Regions from separate parts of the Homo sapiens genome. Here region 2 is linked to region 1. A link is an interaction called in ENCODE POLR2A ChIA-PET data of the cell type or tissue named here. Cell type or tissue: PC-9. All regions are shown on one strand. Links, peaks and the distances in the headings refer to the core of each region. The heading gives the core; the rest is flanking DNA. Region 1 overlaps CNTN5 (contactin 5). Region 2 overlaps CNTN5 (contactin 5).

What was found. ChIA-PET counts read pairs that join two places held together with the same protein. Peaks named below come from ENCODE experiments on the same cell type or tissue, not always from the same donor. Only the 100,000 strongest peaks of a DNase experiment are listed, where the experiment ranks them.
Region 2: POLR2A ChIA-PET joins it to region 1 with 6 read pairs; 1 of 35 experiments calls an interaction of 5 or more read pairs at or near these places.

The regions. Positions count from the first base shown.
Region 1 is chr11:99,689,164-99,698,924 of GRCh38, forward strand. All of the region lies in intron 3 of CNTN5 (contactin 5), which reads left to right. Among named protein-coding and RNA genes, the nearest start is that of CNTN5, 670 kb to the left of the region's middle. In PC-9, for the core only: no CTCF peak of the experiment used is centred there; a DNase peak (open chromatin) is centred at 4,858.
Region 2 is chr11:99,320,866-99,330,626 of GRCh38, forward strand. CNTN5 (contactin 5) reads left to right here. Exons shown (of 25, transcript NM_014361.4): 2 at 4,481-4,619. Among named protein-coding and RNA genes, the nearest start is that of CNTN5, 300 kb to the left of the region's middle. RefSeq lists enhancers at 1,823-1,992, 3,994-5,193. In PC-9, for the core only: no CTCF peak of the experiment used is centred there; a DNase peak (open chromatin) is centred at 5,176; H3K27ac peaks cover 509 bases.

The DNA of each region.
Region 1 (9,761 bases), core at 632-8,631:
TTTCTGAGAAATCGCCACACTGTCTTCCACAATGGGTTGAACTAATTTACACTCCTGCCAACAAGGTAAAAGCATTCCTGAGGGCCGGGCGTGGTGGCTCACGCCTGTAATCCCAGCATTTAGGGAGGCCAAGGCGGGCAGATCACAAGGTCAGGAGATCGAGACCATCCTGGCTAACACAGTGAAACCCCGTCTCTACTAAAAATACAAAAAATTAGCTGGGCGTGGTGGTGGGCGCCTGTAGTCCCAGCTGCTTGGGAGGCTGAGGCAGGAGAATAGCGTGAACCCGGGAGGTGGAGCTTGCAGTGAGCCGAGGTCGCGCCACTGCACTCTACCCTGGGCGACAGAGTGAGACTCCTCAAAAAAGAAAAAAAAAAAAAAAAAAAAAAGGCATTCCTTTCTCTCCACAACCTCAGCAGCATCTGTTACTTTTTTTTGACATTTTAATAATCACCATTCTAACTGGTGTGAGATGGTATCTCATTGTGGTTTTGATTTGCATTTCTGTAATTATCAGTGTTGTTGGGCTTTTTTTCATATATTTCCTGGCCACATGTATGTCTTGTTTTGAGAGGTGTCTCTTCATGTCCTTTGGCCACTTTTCAATGGGGTTCTTTGCTTTTTCTTGTAGATTTTTTAAGTTCCTTGTAAAGTCTGGATATTACTCCTTTGTCAGATGAACAGATTGCAAAATTTTTCTCCCATTCTGTAGGTTGTTTGATCACTGTGTTTGATAGTTTATTTTGCTGTCCAGAAGATCTTTAGTTTAATTAGATCCCATTTGTCAATTTTTGCTTTTGTTGAGATTGCTTTTGGCATCTTTGTCATGAAATCTTTGCCCATGCCTATGTCCTGAATGATACTGCCTAGTTTTCATCTAGGGTTTTTATAGTTTTGGGTTTTACATCTAAGTCTTTAATTCATCTTGAGTTAATTTTTGTATATGGTGTAAGGAAGGGGTCCAATTTCAATTTTCTGCATATGGCTAGCCAGTTCTCCCAGCACTACTTATTAAGTAGGGAATCCTTTCCCCATTGCTTGTTTTTGCCTGGTTCATCAAAGATCAGATGGTTATTGGTATGTGGCTTTAGTTTTGGGTTCTCTATTCTGTTCCATTGGTCTATGTGCCTGTTCTTTCACCAGTACCATGCTATTTTGGTTACTGTAGTCTTATAGTATAGTTTGAAGTTGGGTAACATGATGCCTCCAGCTTTGTTTTGTTGTTGTTGTTCTTGTTTTGTTTCTTTGTTTGCTTAGGATTGCCATGGCTATCTGGCTATTCGGGCTCTTTCTTGGTTCCTTATAATTTTTAAGATAGTTTTCTCTTTTTCTAATTCTGTGAAGAATGTCCATGGCAGTTTAATGAGAATAGCATTTAATCTCTAAATTGCTTTAGTCAGTTCGGCCATTTTAAAAAAACTGATTCTTCCTATCTATGATCATGGAATGTTTTTCTACTTGTTTGTGTCATCTCTAATTTCTCTGAGCAAGCAGTCATTTGTAGTTCTCCTTGAAGAGGTCCTTCACATCCCTCGTTAGCTGTATTCATAGGTATTTTATTCTTTTATGTCTCTGCCAGGTTTGGATATTAGGATGATGATGGCCTCATAGAACGAGTTAGGGAGGATTCCTTCCTTCTCAATTTTTTTGGAATAGTTTCAGTAGAAATGATAACAACTCTTTTTTGTACATCTGGTACAATTCAGCTCTCAGCCTGTCTGGTCTTGGGATTTTTTTGGTTGGTAGGCAATTTATTACCACCTTAATTTCAGAACTCATTTTGGTCTACTCAGGGATTTAGTTTCTTTCTTGTCCAGTCTTGGGAGGGTGTATGTATCTAGTAATTTATTCTTTTCTTCTAGATTTTCTTGTTACTTACATAAAAGTGTTTATAATAGTCTCTGATGACTTTTGGTATTTCTGTGAGGTCAGTAGTAATATGGCCATTATTGTTTCTGATTGTGTTTATATGAATCTTCTCTTCTTCTTTATTAGTCTAGCTTGCAGTCTATCTTAATTTTTTCAAAAAAAAAACCAGCACCTGGATTTGTTGGTTTTTTTGAAGAGTGTTTATGTCTCTGTCTTCTTTAACTCAGCTCTGATCTTTATTTCTTGTCTTCTGCTAGCTTTGGGGTTTCTTTGCTCTTGGTTCTCTAGTTTGTTTAGTTGTGATGTTAGGTTGTTAACTTGAGATCTTTCTAGCTTTTTAATGTGGGCTTTTATTGCAGTAAATTTCCCTCTTAACACTGTGGTAGCTGTGTCCCAGAGTTTCTGATGCATTGTATCTTTGTTTTTTATTATTTTCAAATAACTTCCTGATTTGTGCCTTAATATTGTTATTTACCCAAAAGTCATTCAGGAGCAGGTTGTTTGATTTTCATGTAGTTGTATAATTTTGAGTGAATTTCTTAATCTTGAGTTCTAATTTGATTGCACTGTGGTCTAAGCAACTGTTTGTTATGATTTCAGTTCTTTTGCATTTTCTGAGGAGTCTTTTACTTCTGAATATGTGAACAGTTTTTTTAGTAAGTGCCATGTGGTGATGAGAAGAATGTATATTCTGTTCTTGGGTGCAGAGTTTGTAGATATCTGTCGGATCCACTTGATCCAGAGCTGAGTTCAGGTCCTGAATAGTTTTGTAAATTTTCTGTCTCGATGATCTGTCTGATATTGGCAGTGGTGTGTTAGTCTCCCACTATTATTGTGTGGGAGTCTAAGTCTCTTTGAAGGTCTCTAATAATTTGCTTTATGAATCTGGGTGCTCCTGTATTGGGTGCATATATATTTAGGATAGTTAGTTCTTGTTGAATTGAACCCTTTACCATTTGTAATGCCCTTCTTTGTCTTTTCTGATCTTTCTTGGTTTAGTGTCTGTATTGTCAGAAACTAGAATTGCAACCCCTGCTTTTTTAGGTTTTCCATTTGCTTGGTAAATTTTCCTCTTTCTCTTTATTTTCGGCCTATGTGTGTCTTTGCATGTGAGATAGGTCTCTTGAAGACAGCATATGAATGGTTCGTGGTTCTTTATCCAACGTGCCACTCTGTGTCTTTTAATTGGGGCATTTAGCCCATTTACATTCAAGGTTATTGTTATGTGTGGATTTGATTCTGTCATCATGATGCTAGCTGGCTAGTTTACAGACTTGTTTATGTAGTTGCTTCATAGTGTCACTGTTCTATGTATTTCAGTGTGTTTTTGTAGTGGCTGGTAATGGTTTTTCTTTTCCGTGTTTAGTGCTTCCTTAGGAGCACTTGTAACACCGGTCTGGTGGTGACAGTTTCCCGCAGCATTTGTGAAAAAGGACTTTATTTCTCCTTCACTTACAAAGCTTGGTTTTGCAAGATATGATATTCAGGGTTGAAATTTCTTTTCTTTAATAATATTGAATATTTGCCCTCAATCTCTTCTGGTTTGTAAGGTTTCCACTGAGAGGTCCACTGTTAATCTGTTGGGCTTCCCTTTTTTCATGACCTGACCTCTTTCTCTCTGGCATCCCTCAATATTTTTTCTTTTATTCCATCAGTGAAATGTTTTTATAGTCAAATAATTTTGCAAAACATTTTTTTCATAATTCACAAAACAAATGCGTATTTTAAGTGTTCCTATAGTAAAGGAGAATCCTTTAATCTGATATGACACCAATTTTGATTGACTATAGTATACCCTAAACTCATTTTTATTCCAAAAAATTTATTGATATCATTAGAATAGTACACATTTGTGGGACACTTAAGTTTGTAATTATAATAGCTGGGAGAAAGGGTTACAGCCAATAAATCCTGATTGTGGAATCAAGACAGCTTCACAGAGTTGGTGATTGGGCGTGGAAGAATGAAAGCAATATTTAAATAGGTTAATCTAAAACAGGAAGTACATATAAAAATTTGAAGAAAAAATTTTCAAGCTGTAAAAATTACATAAGCAAGCAGTTGAAACATTTCTGCAATAAGATGTAAATATGTACTTCTAGCTATTTTTGAAAGTAATGTAGTCTTCAAAGAAAAACATTAAAAACTGAGTACATGTGTGTTTTCAGTACCTGTGTGCACAGCACAGAAAATACAAATATATTTAAGGCTCATTTTTGGCATCAGAGAGGAAATAATAGTCTTTAAATAATATTACTACAATGGAATTATAGCTAAATTATTCCAATTAAAAAATTCCTTTCTGTATGGAGCTTAGAGTTTGTTTTTAAAACAAACAATTATAGAAATAAATGTGAAATTATGATACATAGTACAAAAGAAGTTACAACCTGTGATGATTGTAAGGGTTTTAAAGGAGGAGGTATTTGAATTGAGGGGTTGAAGGATGAGAAGCTGATGAGGTAAAGGTTATGAAATGAGGCATGACAAGCAGAGGGCACACAGGCCCAGTGGACCGTGAAACATGGGGTCTTCAAGGGTGGATAGAGTAATGGACAGTAGAGCTGGGACAATAGAGGATAGTGAGAGACATGGAGTCTCTGCAAACATAATACCCAAATTGAGTAGTTGACAAGAAAAACAAATTTTATTTCTGAAATAGAAATACCAATATGTCAGTGGGATTTTGACAGACGAGATTGTTTCTTTGATTTATAATAATGTGACGTGTATGTTTTTAGAATGGATAAAAATTGACAACATGAAAGTTCAGCTTAACTCAACAAGTATTCATTGAATCAGGTTCCAAAGGTAGGTAAATGAATATGATACATTCCCTATTGATGAAGGAGATAGAAACATAAATATGTGCATGTATCTAAGATGCCTAAAAGGCCTTTTGAGTGAGAGGAAGTCTGAGCTGATACATAATGTATAAACATTCAGATCTTGAATCTGAGATCAGACGGGTGATTCAGATAGAAGGAATTGCATAAACAGACACGTGAGGCTTAAGCAAATAATGTTGCCGAGAACCATAAGTACTTTGATGTTGTTGGAATGTAAAATGTGAGAAAGGAAGAAAAGGCAGAGAAAGCTAGAAAAAAAAAACATGAAATATATCACAATACGGCTCTGAAGCCAATACGGCTCATGAAGCCAAAGACTTAGAGTTCGTGCTATACTTCAGGGCTGTGCAAACTTCAGACAGTGAGCCAAATCTGGCTTATTGCCATTATTTGGTGAGTAGGCATTGGAACTCAGCCAAAATTATTTATTTAATGTTATCTATGGCTGTTCCCACATTTCATTGTCAGAGCTGAGTAGTTGCAACAGAGTGTGTGTAGTACACAAAGGCAAAAATAAGTATCATGTAGCCTTTACAGAAAAAAAGTGCTGACCCTGCTATACATAATATGCCAAGCACAGTCTTCAAGTAAGTGAGTAACAGTTTTAGACTTTTTCAAACTAAAATACGTAGTCACCACTTTTTTATTATTATTTCACTTTAAGTTCTGGGACACATGTGCAGAATATGCAGGTTTGTTACTTAGGTATACACGTGCCATGGTGGTTTGCTGCACCTATCAACCTGTCATCTACATTAGGTATTTCTCCTAATGCTATCCCTCCCCGAGCCCCCCACCCCCTGGCAGTCAGCAGTGTGTGATGTTCCTCTCCCTGTGCCCATATGTTCTCGTTGTTCAACTTCTACTTATATAAGAGTGAGAACATGCGGTGTTTGGTTTTCTGTTCCTGAGGTACCACTTTGTAAGTATCTAATATATGTTAAACACCAGACTAGATGATTTACTCACATGAACTGCGTCTCAAAACCATTCTTCCTGGTAGATATCAAAATTCCCCATTTTACTGATAAATATAGAGATTAAGGAAGGTTAGGTGCCTTTCCAAGGCCCCATAATTTTGACATTTTTGAATCAAATTTAAACTCAGTTCTGTCGAACACAAAATACATTACTTTTTTACAGTCTGGTAGCATATTACAAAAATGAATACTAGAATCAAATGAAGTCTAATTGTGAGGAATTTGTTGCAGAAATCCCACCAATTCATGATCTGTATCTAAATTAGGTAGAAGGGTAATAGAGAGAAATTCCAGAGTTTAGTATGGAAAATAAGTAGATCATCTAGAATGACTTCTTTATTCTTGACAGATTGGGTGACTAAGTCAGGGAAGCAACTTCCCACTTTCTGTTTTGGGTGGTTAGAAGAAAGATATATTCATTTCTAGATACAGGGAATCTAGGACAGCAAGCAGGCCCACAAGCAGGGTAGCATTGATGAGTGATGTTTTGTACAGTGTGTATATTTTCAAATGTCTGAATTAGATCCATGTGAAGATAGACACCAGGGTGTTGCCTGCAAAAGGCTAAAACTCAGAGACATGGGATACAAGTTGGAGATTATTCAGCTTTAGCATAGAGTTAAGAAGTAGCAGAAGCTGACTTTTATACAATTTTAGGAATGAGTATAAAATATTTTATATATCTTATAGAAATCCATTAGATTTAGAAAGAGGCACTGGATTATGGTGCTTAAGAACACTAAGGGCCAGGCACGGTGGCTGACACCTGTAATCCCAGCGCTTTGGGAGGCCTAGGTGAGAGGAGGTTTGAGACCAACCTGGGCAACGTAGGAACATAGACTCCATCTCTACAAAATAAATAAACAAATAAATAAATAGAAAGAAAGCGAAAAAATAAAACTCTGTAAAAGCTGACAACCTGAGTTCAAATCTTACTTCTACTAATTTTCTATAACCTTATGCAAATTACTAGATTTACTTGTGCTTTGGAAACCTCTTCTATAAAATGTCTATTACTAACACTAAAAGCACTTACCTTGTAGGGTTGTTAGGAGGATTAAATGAGTTAATACATACAAAAGTTTTAAAATAATACTTGTATATGGTAAGCACCATATAGATGTTTACCTGTATTTATTAATTTAAAAATATTTTTTACATTTCATATATTTAATTAGGATTTTTCAACATAGTTTTCTCACTACCTCATATACCAATGTTTATTCTAAACTGAAAAGGGATGTATAAGGGTCTATAAAAGAGGGCTGACCTGAATCCAATATTTTCTTTATACCTGTATATCAGCCATAAGCCTGGAGCATTGTGTGAGGTTAAAATGAATGAAGTGCTTTAAAGATATGTTTGCCACAATAGAGCTTCCTTACATGTCTATGAGGAATATTATAACCAAGCATACTCTCACAGAGTTTAAACTCAAATCATGAACATTTAAATTAAGTTTTTCCTTATTTTGCCTATACCCATTTTTATCTTTCATTGTCATTTTTGTTTGACAGAGTATGATGAGATAGAGTATTTTTATTTGGAAAGTCCTCAGCAAGACAAATTAGCCAAAAGCAATAATGGTTCAGATTAAACAGAGTGGAATTGATCTAATCCCCAGGCTCAACTAAGGAACAGTCACTATCTGGGTGTTTGATTTTAGACTATAGATAAGTTGAGATGTTGTAATATTTATGGAGGAATTGGCTATGTCAGTTATGGGATGAAGACTAGTAGTACAAGTACCATCAGTAGTCATTCTTTTTTTTTTTTAACTTTTTACTAAACTAATACAGTTAGATATTTCCACTCTATCATGATTATATTTTTTATGACAGAAAGAAAACAGTTCCATGTTTTTATAAATAGTCTCTGCAGAGATTTCAGATGATGTTATTGGTATCTTGGTTTGGCAGTGTCCGAAAAATTGTGATTGCCTTTAAAGTGTTTGTGCTACTTTTAGTTAAGTAAACCCACACTGTGTAAGACCCAGGCTGGTTCCAAGTAATATCAAGGTTTCTATGCACATAATAGTTTACAAAGAACTTAAGTTTAAAGACTATGGATTAAAAACAAACAACAACAACAACAAAAGTGCTTTACAGAACCAAACAAACCCTCTCTTGATGGGAATGTCAAAAAGGACACATGAGTCAACTGGAAACTCTTAAAGGCCAAAGCTGGGACAATTTGAGCAATCCAAAAAAATAGTATGAATTAATATCCAAAGTATAAAATAAATGTCCTTGAGTCCCTACTGATACAAATAAATAATTGAATAAGTAAATGAGGGAGAAGGGAAAATCTCCTATGCAGAATTTCAAATAAATTATGTAGCTGTTCAACGCTTAAAGAAATACAACATAACTCTTCTGTGTGTTGTACATAGTGACTTTCTTCCCAAGAATAGAGTGTGGAGAAGGATGGGGTTGGGGAGAGAGAAAAAGAGGGGGAGAGAGAGAGAGAGAAACTTTACAGCCTATGTTCAGTGATCAAGGTCATCATCAACAGTGATAAATCATGCTGATACTATGTACGCCTAATATGATGCTTTGAGAATGGCACCTTAACTCCCAAAAACCCAAAATTCATAAAATTAATTATTAAAACATCAGAAAATTTCAAGATACTCTACAGAAAATGTGATTAGTGCTCCAAGAAGCTTTCAAAATCATCAAAAACAATGAGTGGCTGAGAAACTGTCACAGACAAGAGGATCCTAAGGAGATGTGTTGAATAATGTAAAATGGGATCTTGAAAAAAAAGTAACATTAGAGAAAATTAGGGAAATCTGAATAAAGTATGAACTTTAATGAATATTAATCTATCAATATAGATTCACTAAGTTTTACAAATATACCTTAATATAAGGTATCGATAATACTAGAAACCAAGTGTGGGGTGTATGGGAATTGTATGTACTATCTTTTAAATTTTTCTGAAATCTAAACCTATTGTTAAAAAGCTTATAAAACAAACTAAACAGCCAGTCATATGATTTAAAAGCAATCATGGGGACCCTGATTACAATTTAACATTCTCCTTCCTTACTAGCTTAGTATTCATATTAGTCTCTTCAGCTATGCAACTAATTTGTTTTTCCTAAATAGCAAAAAGGAAAATTGAACATTAACCGTTTCGACGACTGTTTTACTGAACGTTTTTCATTATTTGCACAGTTTAGTTTATATGTTAGTGTTTTTTTTTTTAACTTCTGAAATAAGATTTTTTTTTACTACGTATTTCCTATCCCCTTAATTCATTGTTGTAGTAGCCACCAAAATCTCGGAGTTTTCCAAAGTATTTTACATTATTCAGTGTATTTTCTGTTTAACAGAAATACATTATTCAAGTATTACATTACATTATTCAATATTATATTATTCAAATATTTTCTGTTTAACAGAAAAATAAAGATAAGAATATTACTTGTAATTTGATTATTTAAAATGTCTAGAGAAGAGAAGAAAGCTATAAAGGGGAAATACTCACTAAAAACCGTATTCTAAAAATATTCCCAGAGATTTAAAACCCTGGAATCCCTTTGTAATAAATTATATTTATTTTGAGTCCCTAACTGTGTTTTCATGAATATTCACAATGTTATTAGCTTATTTATCTCCTTTTTGGGTCAAATGCATTTACTGACTGTAGTTGCATGCTTATGGTGACAGAGGCAATACTTTAACACTACCTGCAGAGTCGCACATTATATGTTAACACTTCTAAAATATATTTCCTATACCAACTGTTCCAACTTTTGAACACATTGTTTCAGTAATTGCATGGTAGTATTGCCTGACAAACCAATACTCCCATTTTGTTTTAATTTATACAGAAGTGTCTTTACAATTAACTAAATACTTGTTACATTTTCCCACATCATAAAATTAGGGGGAAAATAGAAAAATGAAATTACTGATTCTTGTAATACTATAATCACAATCATGAAAGTATTCTAAAGAGCAAAGCTGTGAATCTTGATTTCTATTAGGTACTGATTAAATAAGTAGTATAGACAGTGTGGGAAGCATAAAAACACAAAAACATAAAAAAAAAA
Region 2 (9,761 bases), core at 947-8,946, 370 kb before region 1:
GAAAATTTCAGTCAGTTAACCGTGTAAAGTAGATGGCTCTCCCTAGTGAGAGTGGGCCCCATCCAATCAGTTCAAGTCCTGAATAGAACAGAAGGGTGACCCACCTGTGAGTAAGAGGGAATGTCTTCTGCCTGCCAGCTTTTGATCTGAGACATTGCTTGTTTTTTTGTTTTTCTTTTCTTCCTTCAGACTTTGAAACGTCAGCTTTTGCTGTGTTTTGATGCTGCCAGCCTTTGGACTGGAAGTACGTTTTTGGCTCTCCTAAACCTTCAGCTTGCCAATTGCACATCTTGGGACTTGTCAGCTCCCATAATCACATAAACTAATTCCAATTGCATACACACACACACACACACACACGTGTGCACATACAACACACAGACAGACATACACACACATACATCCTACTGGTTCTGTTTCTCTGGAGAACACTGACTAATACAGAAAGGAGATTTTATATTATATACATATATTTATATACATTATATATATATAACATATATATATTCAGATAGAGAGGACTTAAATGTATTCAATACTGTTTTTAACATTTTAATGTATTTAAATACTGTTAAAAATAATCCCATTCATTAGGCTTCTGGGTAATGTGGTATGTAATTAAACCAGTGTATCCTGTGATCATATGTCCACTGATGTACCTCCTTTGATAATAAGTATGGCCATCAGTTCTATGTAATGTTATCCAAGTTCTGTGTCAGTGGATCAAAGACTTGGTTACTTCTTGGAGAGTGCTGCTAGCTGAAGAGATGTGGGCAAGAAAGGGAAACCCACACCTAAGATATGCTTTGATTCTACTCAAAAGCTATTCCTTCCACCTTGATTGATTGATTGAGTAGAATCAATAATATCATATTGGTGAAGGGTAGTGGGTGATCTCAGTGTAGCGCTCAGTTGCTGGAAGGTTGAGATTTCTACAGAGGTAGTAGGTAGATCAGCTTTTGTTGAACGAGGATTCATGTTTTGGGCACCATGCATAACCTCCATCTCTGCCAGCGTGGCCACATTGTTAATGTGTCAGTGTGCTTATACTACAATGTGCTCATACTACAATGGCTGATGAAAGAGACTGGTTTTAGTTTGCCAAGCCATTCTGTGCACTGGTTTGTTTAGTGCCTCTTGCTTACCAAATTGTAGAGTGTCCATAAACTTGTATGTCTATTCCCCAGATCTCCTTGTCCCCAGTTGTATTAGTTTTCTAGGGCTTCCATAAAACAGAATACCGCAGACTGGTTGGCTTAAATGACAGAAAATTTTCTCATAATTCTGGAGGCTAGAAGTTCAATATGAAGGTTGCGCCAGACTTGGTCTCTTGTGAGGCCTTTCCCCCAGCTTGCAGTCGGCGGCCTTACTCCTGTCTTCACTTGATCACCACACTGCTTGCACATGTTTCTGGTGTCTACTTGTGTACCCAAATTTCGTCTTCTTATAAGAGCACCAATGATGTATCACTTAGTGTTGGGCAATACATTTAATAAGGTAATTTGTAGCAAGTTTCAGAAGTAGAAAGAACACAAAAAATTATCAGGAAAACTTTTTTAAAAATCTCATATCTAAACCAGGATTTTAACATGAATAGAAGCTCTTCAGGTGGACAGGGGTGGCAAGCGGTCATTTGAAGCATAGGGAACAGTGCTGAATACTGTCTTGAAGTTACTATGTTGTTGATAAAAATTAATTATCAATTTAAGGTTTAATTACAAGGTTTTATTTCATGTTAAGTTTAAATATTTGTTTTTCTGGTCAATAACACATTAAGAATAGAAAATTACAGGCAGAGTCTATTCAAGACAGCCACTCTAGGATAAGGGACAAATTTTTGTATCCCAGCCTAATAAAAGAGAGAAATGAGATAAACTCTAAAAAGAAGATACAGATACTGATGATGATTTGAAATAGAGGGAGTTATGATTGTAAAAAAGAAAATAAGAATATCAGGTGATTACATGGCTTTTACAATTTTAGGCTATTTTTCCATCTGTAAAGTAAAATTCATGTTAGATTAAAAAATCACAGCAAAACTATACAAGATAAATGTATGTTGACCTATGGTGTGTGAAGCAAGGTTGTGAAATAATAAGACAACTTACCTTCTTTTTCAGTAAGTCGCCTACGATTATTTATTTAGATTTGGTCTAGCTTTCAAAGAAATGGAGAGAAAAATATAGGTTGGCAAAGGTCATTCTTTTTCATAAAGTGTAACTTGAGGAATAACAACTAACATATGTAAAACTTTCAGTTTAGGAATAATTTTCTCATCTATTATTTCTTAAGATTTTTATTATAATTCCTTGAGCAGACATAGGATCTGACATCATTACCCCCAGAAATGCTAAATAAGTGTTTAAGATCTAAGCATAAGTATATGGTAGAAACTTAAAGAAGTCTGACTCTGACTGCAAATGAAGTAGTCTCGTCATCACAACATACTGTCTTAAAGACAAGCATGAGTTTATTCCAGAGACAAAATGGAAAAGTTTTGCTTCTAAGAAGCAAACTTGAAACTTGAGGAAGGAATTGGAAAATGACAACCATCACCACAACAATACAGTTCATTATAATTTTTTTCTTTTGCTATGTTAGTTCATAATGAAATGTGAAAATAATTAGTGATACTTCTTATTTGCTCAATATGTGCTAGACATGTTGGTAAGCTTTTTATGTGTATTATCTCATTTAATGTTCTCAGTATTTCCATATAGTAGGGAAAAATGATGCACTGTATAATTGCTAAGAAGTAATGGCAGTAAAAAGAACACAAAATTCTGACTTCCAAAAACATTCATCTTAATGACAATCCAAGATGAAAAAAACATAACTTGTCAAATCCTAAAATGAAGATGTGCTGTTTGCTTAAGTAACTATCATTCCGCCTAAGTTTGTAAACCTCAACAAAATTCCTGCCTTTTTTAGTTTTTAATTTTGTGCAAGAAGGCATAAAGCAGAAATGTAAAATTGTTACAATATTAAGAAAAGAATGAAGGGAGAAGAAAAAAGGAAGAGGGACAAAAGCGAGGAAAAGAGGGAAGGAGGAAGAAACAGAGGAAGAGACAGAGGGAGGAAGCAAGGAAGACAAAAAGGAATCTATAGTTCCTTCTGTTCACAATTTGTATACTACAATAATATCTATAATTTAGACTTGATATCAGAAATGCAAGCTGAGATTAAAGGAAATCTTAGGTCGACATATTTAAAATTGCTGATATTTCACTACTTTTGTTTAACAAAAATGTCAATTTCCTGAAGTTCCAAATAATATAAATAGAAGTCATAAAGGTCAATACCCTTTGGTAGTGACAACTACAAGCAACTGAAATACTTTTTATCAATCTGATCATGAAATATGTACCTTAGGTTTCCCTGGACTCTTGGTAGTATTTTAACATGGAATCTTACTTGATGGCCTTCAATCACTCTGAGGTTATCAATCTCAAGTTCTAAAACTTATATTCCTTACCTTGATTATGTCAATAAGCATAAATGCTCTATAAACATTCTGGAAATATTATTAAAGAGAAAAACAGTAAAATATTTGTCCTCACTAAATTTTTAGTTTGATATGAGGATGGCAAGTTCATGAAGATAGTGTAAAATTGCTGAAAACAATAAGAAATATGTTATTAGATTCTTATTTGAAATATATGTATGGGTAGCTACGCTAGGTTTTCAATCCTAATACATCAATAATCTACCAAAGATTAAATTTAATGGAAATATGAATTTCAGTGTATAGAGAATTTCATTAAACAATGAACTTCATTAGAAATAAAGAGAATAGAGGTGGCCCCATTCATGCCTATCCTTAATGGAGCTCCTAACACAACTCACGGTTACTGCAAGCTCCACCTCCCGGGTTCACACCATTCTCCTGCCTCAGCCTCCCAAGTAGCTGGGACTACAGGCGCCCTCCACCACGCCCAGCTACTTTTTTGTATTTTTAGTAGAGACGGGGTTTCACCGTGTTAGCCAGGATGGTCTCGATCTCCTGACCTCGTGATCCGCCTGCCTCGGCCTCCCAAAGTGCCTGGATTACAGGTGTGAGCCACTGCACCCAGCTGTAAATTCTTAAATAAAATAAATAATAAATTTAACATTGCATATGCTAGGAATAGCATAGAATTTTCATATTATTGTCTTATAAATATTAAGAAAAGCTTGGAATGGTGGTATAAGTTAGTGTGTTAAATATTCTAAGCTATTGTAGCCCATGTAAGCTTAGAGTGACATTATGTTATATTATTAAATATAAATTATAAAGGAAAAATACATCTGAAAAAGCAACTACATAAATATACCTAATTAGAAGCTGTATGTGTTTATATGGGTAAAAAGCATAGTGATTGTATGTATAACTAAATAGAACATTGATCTAAAATATTTAATAAGATGCATGGGTTTTGGTCAAGCAAAGTTGAAAAAAAGGATGATTTTTATCACAATAGTATATATTATTTCTTAACAGGTGTCTTTAAAGGATTGCCATTTAATGCCATTCAAGATCTACTAAGCATCATTTTTGCATGACTACTGCAAAAGGATTACTTTACAGATACCAGTTCCTTTGTCAAGAGCATACTTTGGACCCTGTTTTCAGAAAGCAGGTATGGTTCATCTTTATTAAACTGCCTATAAAATTGAAAGACATGTTGAAAAAAAATATAAGATTCATGCATATCCTTAATGGAGCTCCTAATACAACTGCTGAATATGCTAAAGCTTAATATGTTATTTTCTCAAATTAAGTGATTTGTCTTTGAATTGAAAACACCTTGATTGTGTCAGTAACATAAATGCTCTATAAATATTCTGCAAATATTATTAAAAGTGAAACACAGTAAAATATTTGTTCTTACTAATTTTTTAGTTTGATATGAGGATGGCAAGTAACTGAATGTGGTATAAAATGGCTGAAAACAGTAAGAAAAACAGTACTCAGATATAGCCTCCTGTTCCATGATATCTTTCTCAACCGACATATAATGTGCTAGTGGATGGCTTTTGTGCTTTTTGTATGTGCTCGAATTTTAAGACAATGCTTAAAGTTAAATAAGCAGGAAGTCATGGGTGGAGAGAGGTAGTGTCATCCCCACCAGGGAACGGGGATCTTCTGAAGGCAGACGACTTTTATGCAGTTTGCACAACAGCTCCGCATTCTTACATATTTACGTAACCAACAGAAATTACTAAAGAGTGATTCACTTATTTTGAGTGAAACTGGGCATTGTGTAATAATAATCCTTTAAAATGAATACTCTAAAATACTTTGAAATACATCAATGGACATTTATTATTTACGACTAAGTGGCACCAGTAGACGATCTTGAATTAAATCCATTGTGTGCTATTTAACTACAATACTTCTGATGTACTTTTTAGATAATCAACCAAGAAGGTCAATACACTATGAATATAGAATGATTATCTTTATTTTCTGCTTATTTATAAAATGTTGACAATAGTGTACCCAATTTCAAGGCTGTCACTTGTTTATCCTTTAACTTGTTAGGTTAATCCAGGTTAATTGATTCAAAATAGGAGAGGAGTTTCCTCATCCTACTCTATGCTTTCAGTACCTTCAAGCTTGAAAATTAGCATTAAAGAAGAGAAGTTACTAAATGTGGATGTGAGAGCAGTTCTTTTGGAAGATGTAGGAGTCTGAAGTTTTACCACGATATGTGATTTTACTTTCTACTAGCCACACTCAAATTCTAGCAGCTCGTTGCAGAAAATGTTACTTTCCATGTGTCTTTTATTCATTTCATTAAATCATGCCAGTCTGTCATTTTGATTGCAGGCCCTAACTGTACCAGGTATCTCTAAATTAATCTTGTGAAGAAAAGCAACCACATAAAAGAAAAAAATTTAAAGACAAAGTATAAAGAAGGGAAGGGGAAGTATCTAACAGTGAAACCTCAAATCATGGGAAAAAATTGAGTTCCATATAAATTAATCCATTGCTATATTCTAACATTAGACAGATTGTAAGCCAAATTTTGCCATCAAAGTTCTATTTGTTACAATAAGAATGATTTAAGAATAGGTTACATACACAAAATAATAATAATAATCTGTATTCTGTCTATAAACGTAAACATCTTGGAAGCTGTTATTTCCTATATATAAACATTTTGTTCTTAACTCATAATCATGGACGCACCTTAACAAATCAAACTCTATATTTTTTTTTACTTCTGAGATATCTGTGACTACTAGAGATAAATTAAATCTAAGCACCTTAATTGAATTTAGTAATGTTAGAAACAAGTTGTTTATGATGCTTGTGACATTCAAAGAAAGACAACCGAACCACTGAACACAGCACAGCAGCTGTATGTAAGAGGGTTTCAGATCTAATGCTCACTTCCAGATGGATGATGGATAAGCAATTTGAATTTATGCTAGACACATCAGCAGATGGAAATAGAATAGAGTAAATGTCTTGGACACCTGTGAACTGGTGCATTCTATCAATTACCAACCAAATTGTATTAAATTCATGTAATTCAACAGAAGTCTAATTAATTTTTTAGAAGAGGCTCTTTGTCAATCTATTAATAAATTCAGGTTTCAAGTTGAGGATGTAGAGTGTATTTAACTGTACAGAGAACCTGTGGAATCAGGTTTGGCAGAGCAAAGTGCACTCTTATTATGCCATTTTTGTTGTTGCTCCTTCCAACTAATTGAAAAGCATATTGGTAGAATAGGAAGCAATTGAAGCAAATGAGACAAACTGAGCACTCCAAAAAGACATAAGTGAATTAGAATTGATGATTCTGACAAGAGTGGATTCACAGTGTCATTTTAAATAAAACGCCATTTCATTCATATACTTGCACCTAATCTGTCACTGTAACAACTGAAAACATTCAGCGGCAAAACTGACAGTTTCATCTTGACACAACCAACTCAGTTCCTGCCATAATAAGAGGCAATATATATTAAAAGCGGTCCTGAGTTCAGCCTTTGAGAATGAAATGTTTCACTCAATAACTTATACAACTCATCCAGGAGACACTGGCTCAGCTCCAAGTGGAAGAGCTTTATTTCATTAGAGAAGAGTCTGAATGGCTCTAGGTTTATAGATTTTTAGCATTGCCAGGATTCTCATCAATTCATGAAGGGAAACCTCTAAGTATCAATGTATGCATCTCTTAGAGAGTATTACAGTTGATAAGAATAGAGTAGAATGTGCTCTGAATTTCAAAAATAGGAAATCTAATGTTCATCTTTAAAGCTCTTGACAATTACACAGAAATTTGAAGAGAAAAAATTTCTCATATCGTTTGCGACATAAGTATTGTGTAAATTAACAGTGCTACTACTTGCTAAAATGTTTACAGTGTGGCCAGAATTGACAAAATAATGAAGGAAGGTGGACGGAGACAGTTTTGAATGAATACTCGAAAGAATTTCTTAGCAATTAGAGTGTCCACAGCAATCTTTCAAGGGTCATGTGTCCAGATGAATGAAAAGCGTAATTTCTTATCATCAGGAAGGGAGATGGAACAGTTCCACACAAAATTGTTATTCAACAACAAAATCCTGATTAATTTTGAGGTGGTTCTTATAGACATCTGTGTTTTACTACTTGCAAAAATTGGTTATTTATTTTAACTACACATATAGTTTTTTGTGTTTTAGAAAATATTGTTTTCCAGTATTTTATAGGAAAATTTGTTATATGAAGTATAAAAATGCCTAGTAAGGTTGGACATGGTAGTTCACACCTGTAATCCCAGCCCTTTGGAAGGCCGAGATGGGTGGATCACCTGAGGTCGGGAGTTTGAGACCAGCTTGACCAACATGGAGAAACCCCGTCTCTACTAAAAATACAAAATTAGCCAAGCATGATGGTGCATGTGTGTAATCCCAGCTACTCAGGAGGCTGAGGCAGGAGAATTGCTTGAACCCAGGAGGCGGAGGTTGCAGTGAGCCAAGATCACACCATTGCACTCCAGCCTGGGCAACAAGAACAAAACTCCATCTCAAAAAAAAAAAAAAAAAAGAAAAAAAACAGGAAAAAGAAAAAAAAACCTAGTAAGGTGAAACTAAATAGAATGGCTTAAGTAAATACATGTATAAGTTGGTGTGAAACATTGTAATCTGAGGCTGCATGAATTTCTTGGACAGCATTTATCTCTATCTGCCAGTTATGGTGGTGGGACGGGGTGGTTCAAGTTGGATATCGATGGATTATTTTCATTATCAGCCTATCCATAGGAAATATGTTGGTGCATTAATATTTTCCAAGTTGAAGTTCCTAAGGAGATGTAAGAAAACTGAATTTGCCCAAAGCAAGAGGAAGAAAAATAAGGAATATATTTTAGTGTGATAATGTAACAGATCATATAGGCTTTCTAGTACATAAATTTTTGCTAGTGTGACACAAGGCATCCACAGGTTGAAAACATGCAAACACTTTCATTAATATGAATGTATGCAAAATATCTCCTATATGATACTTGCTCAGCAAATGTTAACATTTATTTAATATTTCCGTTGTGGAAATAACTCATGGAAACAGAGGAAATATTTATTTTCTGGAGTAAGTTTTGAGTATAAGAAAATTTCCATCCACCTCTGCTCACAAACAAGAAATGGAACTCTTAGTCTGAAGGCTCAGTCACCTGAACACCTCAAGGCTGTCCTACAACATAAGAAGGGCTCTATCTCTTCATTAGATGGGTCTGAAATTCAGTTCATCTCTCTGCGCTAAGCTTAGTATACAGAGTGAATCCCAGACAGACAAATTCTTAACTAGATACAGACTTCTGCTTAGAAACTGTCACATATGCTGAGTGTATTGAGGCAATTCTAACAAATGGAAAGATTATAGGCTTTGAAATAAGTTAAAACTAGGATTGACTCTGTGCTGTAATATTTGCTGACTGAAGATACTTGGCTGTATCTCAATTTTTATAAACCTCAACTTTCATTTGACTAAAAAAGTGAATACTATCTCATTTTTGTAAGGGTGCAAAAAGTTCACACAAAATCGATCTTATCTATATCTGTACATATACAAGCAGTGACACACACACACACACACACACACACACACACACACACACACAATCCCTTATATTTAAAGCTTGGTATCTGAAAAGTGTTTAGCAGATGGTTATTATTGTCATAGAATAAGTAGCATACATTTTTAACCACCGAGTGGACTGAAACTTACTGAAAGTCTCGTAAGACTTAAAAAAAAAAGGAAAAGAAGTACATCAGGAAAGAAGGGAAGAAAGGAAGAAAGAAGGAAACAAGAAAAGAAAGGAAGGAAGGGAGGGAGGGGAGGGAGGAGGGAGGCAAGGAGGAAGGGAGGAAGGAAAGGGAGAAGGAAGGGAAGGAAGGAGGAAGAAAGGAGGGAGGGAAGGAGAGAGACAGAGTAAGGGGGAAGAGCGGGAAGGAGAGAGGGAAAGGAAGGGAAGAAAATATAGATTTGGCCTTTGGGCATTAATATTTGCATTCTCGGGCTCTTGTGGGATATAAGACTAACAAAGAAAAATGATACATTCCTATCTATCTGTCATAAATGATTAGAAAATGGAATAAAAAGAGATCTCATACATAATGGAAATAATGATTGCGTAGTATTGTGCTGGATTTTGGGTTAGTACACAGCACCCTTTCCTAATTCTTGTGCTCTCCAGAATGTTAGAAGGCCAGGGACTCTGATAACTGTGTTTCTCAAAACACCTGTTAGCAGGATTCATGATGAGGTGCCACTCAATGGGAGATGTACA